Linked DNA regions of Homo sapiens: region 2 is linked to region 1. A link is an interaction called in ENCODE POLR2A ChIA-PET data of the cell type or tissue named here. Cell type or tissue: Panc1. All regions are shown on one strand. Each heading gives the region's core, and the rest is flanking DNA. Links, peaks and the distances in the headings are about the cores only. Region 1 overlaps CUX1 (cut like homeobox 1). Region 2 overlaps SH2B2 (SH2B adaptor protein 2).

Region 1 (2,906 bases), core at 254-2,753:
ACCATGTTGGCCAGGCTGGTCTCGAACTCCTGGCCTCAGGTGATCGCCTGCCTCGGCTTCCCAAAGTGCTGGGATTACACACATGAGCCACCATGCCTGGCCTGAACCTGTATTTCAACAGCTTCCAAATTCAAATATTTCTATGTAATGCATCCGATCCTCAGCCAGGCAAAGTGGAAGGAGATGGAGTTTGTCGTGGTTAAGCAACAGTCAGACTAGGTGTGTTCATGATGCCACCTGCGAGCAGCTGTGTGACCAGAGCAGTGATTCTGGAAGTTGGTCTAAGCCACAGCTTCCTCATCGCTACCATGGGCAATGGTGGCTGCACTGCAAATGCCAGCACACTGTAGAGAAGGGGTCTTGCTATGTTGCTCTGGCTGGTCTCAAACTCCTGCACTCAAGTGATCTGCCTGCCTCGGCCTCCCAAAGTGCTGGGATTATAGGCATGAGCCACTGTGCCCAGCCAGCTTTAACCATATTTCTACTTTTTTTCCTTGGGATTCTCCTTGGCAATACATACAGCTACAAAAGACGCTAGGCACCAAGCCACACAAATATTTACAACGAGGACGGGAATAATAGAATAATCACAGTGGCTAACATTTATTGAGCCCTTACTTTGGGTTACAATTTTATTTTGTTGAGACAGGGTCTCACTCTGTCACCCAGGCTGGAGTGCAGTGGCACCATCATAGCTCACTGCAGCCTTGAACTCCTGGGCTATCCCCCAACCTCAGCCTCCCAAGTAGCTGGGGCTACACGTGTGCACCACTGTACCTGGCTAATTTTCACATTTTGTCATAGAGATGGGCTCTTGTTATGTTGCCCAGGATGGTCATAAACTCCTGTCTCAGGCGTCTCAGACACATAAACTCGTGTCTCAGGTGATCCTCCCGTCTCAGCCTCCTGAGTAGCTGGGACTACAGGTGTGCACCACCATGCCTGGCTGACTTAAAAAAATTTTTTTTGTAGAGATGGGGGTCTTGCTGTGTTACCCAGACCAGAGGGTTACAATTTGAAAAGATACTGAATTTACTTGGTCTTCCAGAACCAAGAGCCTAAGACATACAGACATGCTGCCCATAAAGAGAATTAAAAGGCAAATGTAAAACTCCAAGCCATAATTTCAACATCACAACGTGAGAAGTGAACAAATGCTTTTTTTTTTTTTGTGGATTTCCCAGAAGAAAACCCTTAAAAGCAAAGGCTGTGCTTCCCCTTCAACCCTCCAGTCGTGAGACAAAACAGACATCGCCAGGCCCGACTGTGTCCTGGCACGGGCCTGAGGCTCTGCTGATCCAGCGCCTTATCTATATTTGGTACGTGAGGTAAAGCAAGAACATCTTATTCCTCCGCCTTTAATAAGCCAGCTTAAGACATCATTACTCACCACCAGAGTGAACTCATTTTGAAACTCTGAAGATGGAGAGGCCACTCTTCGCATTTCTTACTAAAAGAGAAGTGGCTCCTCTCCCCTGATTCCTACAACAAGAGCTGCCACAAATACCTTTAAAAAGGGGCAAGGTAAATTCGCTCACCAACTCACCGTGTAATTTCATCAACGAGAAGGCCGAACAACAACACATAGGGAAGTGTTTTTCTTCTAATAAGTACCTTTCTCCAAGAAGCCACCAATTATGAGGGCCGGGAATGTATTTAAATGCTTCTTACCGCACCAAGTGGAAGATCAGCCACTTTTTATTTATTACTTATTTGAAAGGGAGGGAGAATGAAGAGAATAAAATTTCCTTTTCCTTCTCTAACAAGATGAGTCACAATTTCCAAACATTAATCAATCAGTGAGTCACAGTTGGGGGAGAAGAGGAAATGGCTGGGAGGCCTTCCACTGCAAGCTCTTCCCAGAACCGCAGAGAATCAGGAACCCCAGCGGGCTGACTCGACTTCCCCAGTTCCCCTCACACGTGAGGAGCGGGCAGGGCGGCCAGAAGCCAGGCTTCCTGGCCTCTGAGATGCTCCGAAGGGGTCCCTCTGCTCCTTCATTTACGGAACACACACACATTTCGGAGGTGTCTATTTCATGTTGTAAACAGACGGATAAAATGTCCCGACAGAGCCCATGTCCTCCTGGGAAAGGCAGACAATCAAGTCAGTGACCGCAGAGGACACACACGTGCCCTGCGCACCTATGCACACCCAGTGCAGGGGTGGAAAAGGCAACGGGCAGAGGCAAGGGGTGGGGACCTCCCAACACACCTCTGGGACCAGGTAAGCCCCGAGCTGAGACCAGCATGGCGCAGTGGGGGAGAAGGTGGCGGCAGAAAAGGGAGTGAGCCACACAGGACCACATTTGTGCAAATGCGTGGGTGGGAGAAACAATGGCACGTTTGGAACCCACAGGTGGTTCGGCATCAGTACCAAGTCCACCAGATGAGGGAGGGACACTGGCCAGAGACCAGATGACAAAGGGCCACTGATCCCTGCGAATGAGGTCAACATGTTCTGAAAGGTACTCGGGGTTCCGTAGCAGGGTTCTCAGGCCTTAACCAGGAGAGCTGGTGAAGGCACAGGCGGCTGGGCCTGCCCGCGTATTTTCTGATTCAGCAGGTCTGGAGTAGACCCGAGAATCTGTACTTTTAATTTATTTATTACTGAAACAGGGTCTCGCTCTGTCACCCAGGCTGGAGTGCAGTGGCGCAATCACGGCTCACTGCAGCTCCAACCTTCCAGGTCTCAAGCAATCCTCAAGTCTACTGAGTAGCTGGGAATACAGGCATATGCTACCACGCCTAGCTAATTTTTGTATTTTTTTTTGTAGAGACGGGGTCTCGCTATGTTGCCCAGGCTGGTCTTGAACTCCTCAAACAATCCTTCCACCTTGGCCTCTCAAAGTATTGGGATTATAGGTGTGAGCCACTACGCCTGGTCAGAATCTGCAATTCTAACAA
Region 2 (2,906 bases), core at 231-2,730, 360 kb before region 1:
CCCTGCAGAGAGACACTGTCCCCCAGCTGCAGGCCTGGAGCAGGAGTCCTAAGGTTCTCCCTCCTCTAGTAGGGGCCGCCAGGAAATCCGTCCTGGCAGGAGCCCAGGCTGAGTGTTTCCTTATCGGAAACCTGGGATGCGGGGGTGGGCACTGAGGTTCCTGCCCCCTCTGGCCACATTGCACCCCCCCATAATCATTTGCCTTTGCTGTCAAATTTTCCTTTGAATTTCAGGTCAATAGGCCGGGCGTGGGGGCTCACGCCTGTAATCCCAGCACTTTGGGAGGCTGAGGTGGGTGGATCACCTGAGGTCAGGAGTTTGAGACCAGCCTGGCCAACATGGTGAAACCCTGTCTCTACTAAAAATACAAAAATTAGCCAGGTGTGGTGGTACGTGTCTGTAATCCCAGCTACTTGGGAGGCTGAGGCACAAGAATCGCTTGAACCCGGGAGGCGGAGGTTGCAATGAGCTGAGATTGCGATGTTGCAATCCAGCCTGGAGGATAGAGCGAGACTGTCTCAAAAAAAAACAAAAACAAAAACAAAGCATTTCAGGTCAATATAGCAAGGAATCCTCTTCCTTGAAAGCACACCGCCTGGGTGTACCATCATGCCTCTGATCCAGCTGGGTGCTGTTGGGATCGCCTTCCTGACTGTCTTCCCCTCCACAATTCTCCCTCCCCTGCAGGTCTCTGATCAGGCTGTCCCCTCCAATGCTGAACCCCACCCCCTAGACCCTGCACAGCTCTCCCACCCAGCCCAGCTCCTCCTCCCCTGCTGGGTCTCTAGGGTTTGCCCGTGTGTGTTCCTCAGGGGTTGGTGACCTAACCTGGGCAGGGAAGAGGGGCTGTCTGAGGTCGGTGGGGCAGAAGGTGGGGCTCTGAGGGCCTTGGTTGGCTCCCACCCCCCACTGGGCGATCTCTGGGTGGAGACCCTCCGAAGCTCCAGTGCTATGAGATCCCCCGCGCGCAGGAGCTGAAAGGATTTGCAAATTTGGGTTATTAGAAGGGCCCAGCCTCCTGAGGGCTCAGCCGCCAGTAGGTGGCCTCCCCTTCTGGAGAATGCAGAGGCTGAAATAGGGCTGACTGCAGTCCCTCAGTGATGTGTAGGAGGGACGCAGGTGGCTCACGGAGCATGGCTGGGGTGAGTGGGGCCCGTGGGAAGTCATGCCACACCTGTTCGCCTGCAGCTGCTTCCAGGGCACAGCCTCAGGACCGGGGTCACCATGACCCCTCTCCCTCAGGGCTGGCCACTGCACCCCCATGGCGCCCCCCACACACTTGCCTTGGCCTTGCCCTGGAAGTTGAAGGTCAGCACGTACTCCCCAGGCCGAGTCTCACTTTGGCGGATCACGAAGAGGCCGTGGTTCCGGGGCCCCCCTGCCAGAACCAGTTGAGCAGCCTTGACCCGGGACAGTGTCCCGTGGAACCATGGGTAGTCGGATAGCTCCAGCTCGGGTTCAGCCTCGGGATCCGTCTCTGCACCCTGTTCCCCTGAGGTGGGGATGACAGTGTGAGGAACATGGGGGGAAGGAGAAAGGGGGACAAATAAATAAATGTGAGAAGAGAGGTGACGTCTTGTTGGTTTTTTTACATGCAAAATGCTGTTGGAATAATGTTTAAAAAGTTGGTTGGTTTTTAGTTTTTATTTTTTTTTTGAGACGAAGTTTCGCTCTTGTCGCCCAGGCTGGAGTGCAATGCTGCAATCCCGGTGGCTGACTGTAACCTCTGCCTTCCGGGTTCAAGCGATTCTCCTGCCTCAGCCTCCCGAGTAGCTGGGATTACAGGCGCCCACCACCACACCCAACTAATTTTTGTATTTTTAGTAGAGATGGGGTTTCACTGTGTTGGTCAGGCTGGTCTCAAACTCCTGACCTCAGATGATCCACCCACCTCGGCCTCCCAAAGTGCTGCGATTATAGGTGTAAGCCATTGCGCCCAGCCTTATTTTTTATTTTTTAGAGATGGAGTCTTGCTGTGTTCCCCAGGCTGGTCTCAAACTCCTAGGCTCAAGTGATCCTCCTGCCTTGGCCTCCCAAAGTGCTGGGATTACAGGTGTGAGCCACTGCACCTGGCCTGAATATTTTTTTGTTTGAGACAGAGTCTTGCTCTGTTGCCCAGGCTGGAATGCAGTGGCGTGATCTCGACTCACTGCAACCTCCGTCTTGCAGGTTCTAGTGATTCTCCTGCCTCAGCCTCCCAAGTATCTGGGATTACAGTCATGCACCACTATACCAGGCTAATTTTTGTATTTTTAGTAGAGACAGGGTTTCACCATGTTGCTCAGGCCGGTCTTAACTCCTGAGCTCAGGCAATCCGCCCGTCTTGGCCTCCCAAAGTGCTGGGATTACAGGTGTGAGCCACTGCGCCCAGCCAAATAATTTTATTTATTTATTTATTTTTTGAGATAGGGTCTTGCTCTGTCACCCAGGCTGAAGTCTAGTGGCACAATCATAGCTCACTGCAGCCTTGGCCTCCTGGGCTCAAGCAATCCTCCCACCTCAGCCTCCTGGGTAGCTAGGACTATAAGCCTGTGCCACAATGCCTGGCTAATTTTTGTTTATTTTTTGTAGAGACAGAGTCTTGTTGCCCAGACTAGTCTGGAAGTCCTGGGCTCAAACGATCCTCCTGCCTTGGCTGCTTGAAGTGCTGAGATTACAGGTATGAGCCACTGTGCCCAGCTGGAATAATTTTAGAGTTGGGCAGGGAGCTGACCCAACCCACTGGTGAAGTCTATGAGGTAAACTGAGGCACAGAGCTGTGAAGGACTATCCTGGAGTTACTCTGTAAGTCATCAGCAAACTTAGGAACAAATCCAGTCGCCTGTTCCCAATCCCTGATTCCAACCCTATGGACCCTTTTCTGTGAGCTCCTTCCTTCCCTCCCTCCCTCCCTCCCTCCTTTCTTC

Evidence for each region. ChIA-PET counts read pairs that join two places held together with the same protein. Peaks named below come from ENCODE experiments on the same cell type or tissue, not always from the same donor. Only the 100,000 strongest peaks of a DNase experiment are listed, where the experiment ranks them.
Region 2: POLR2A ChIA-PET joins it to region 1 with 10 read pairs; 2 of 35 experiments call an interaction of 5 or more read pairs at or near these places.

Annotation. Positions count from the first base shown.
Region 1 is chr7:101,952,086-101,954,991 of GRCh38, reverse strand. All of the region lies in intron 2 of CUX1 (cut like homeobox 1), which reads right to left. Among named protein-coding and RNA genes, the nearest start is that of CUX1, 140 kb to the right of the region's middle. RefSeq lists enhancers at 1,669-1,963, 1,622-2,147, 1,304-2,503, 2,148-2,674. In Panc1, for the core only: no CTCF peak of the experiment used is centred there; a DNase peak (open chromatin) is centred at 1,761.
Region 2 is chr7:102,315,773-102,318,678 of GRCh38, reverse strand. It overlaps SH2B2 (SH2B adaptor protein 2), which reads right to left. Exons shown (of 9, transcript NM_001359228.2): 7 at 1,284-1,492. Among named protein-coding and RNA genes, the nearest start is that of MIR4285, 24 kb to the right of the region's middle. RefSeq lists enhancers at 561-1,211, 1,212-1,863. In Panc1, for the core only: no CTCF peak of the experiment used is centred there; no DNase peak of the experiment used is centred there.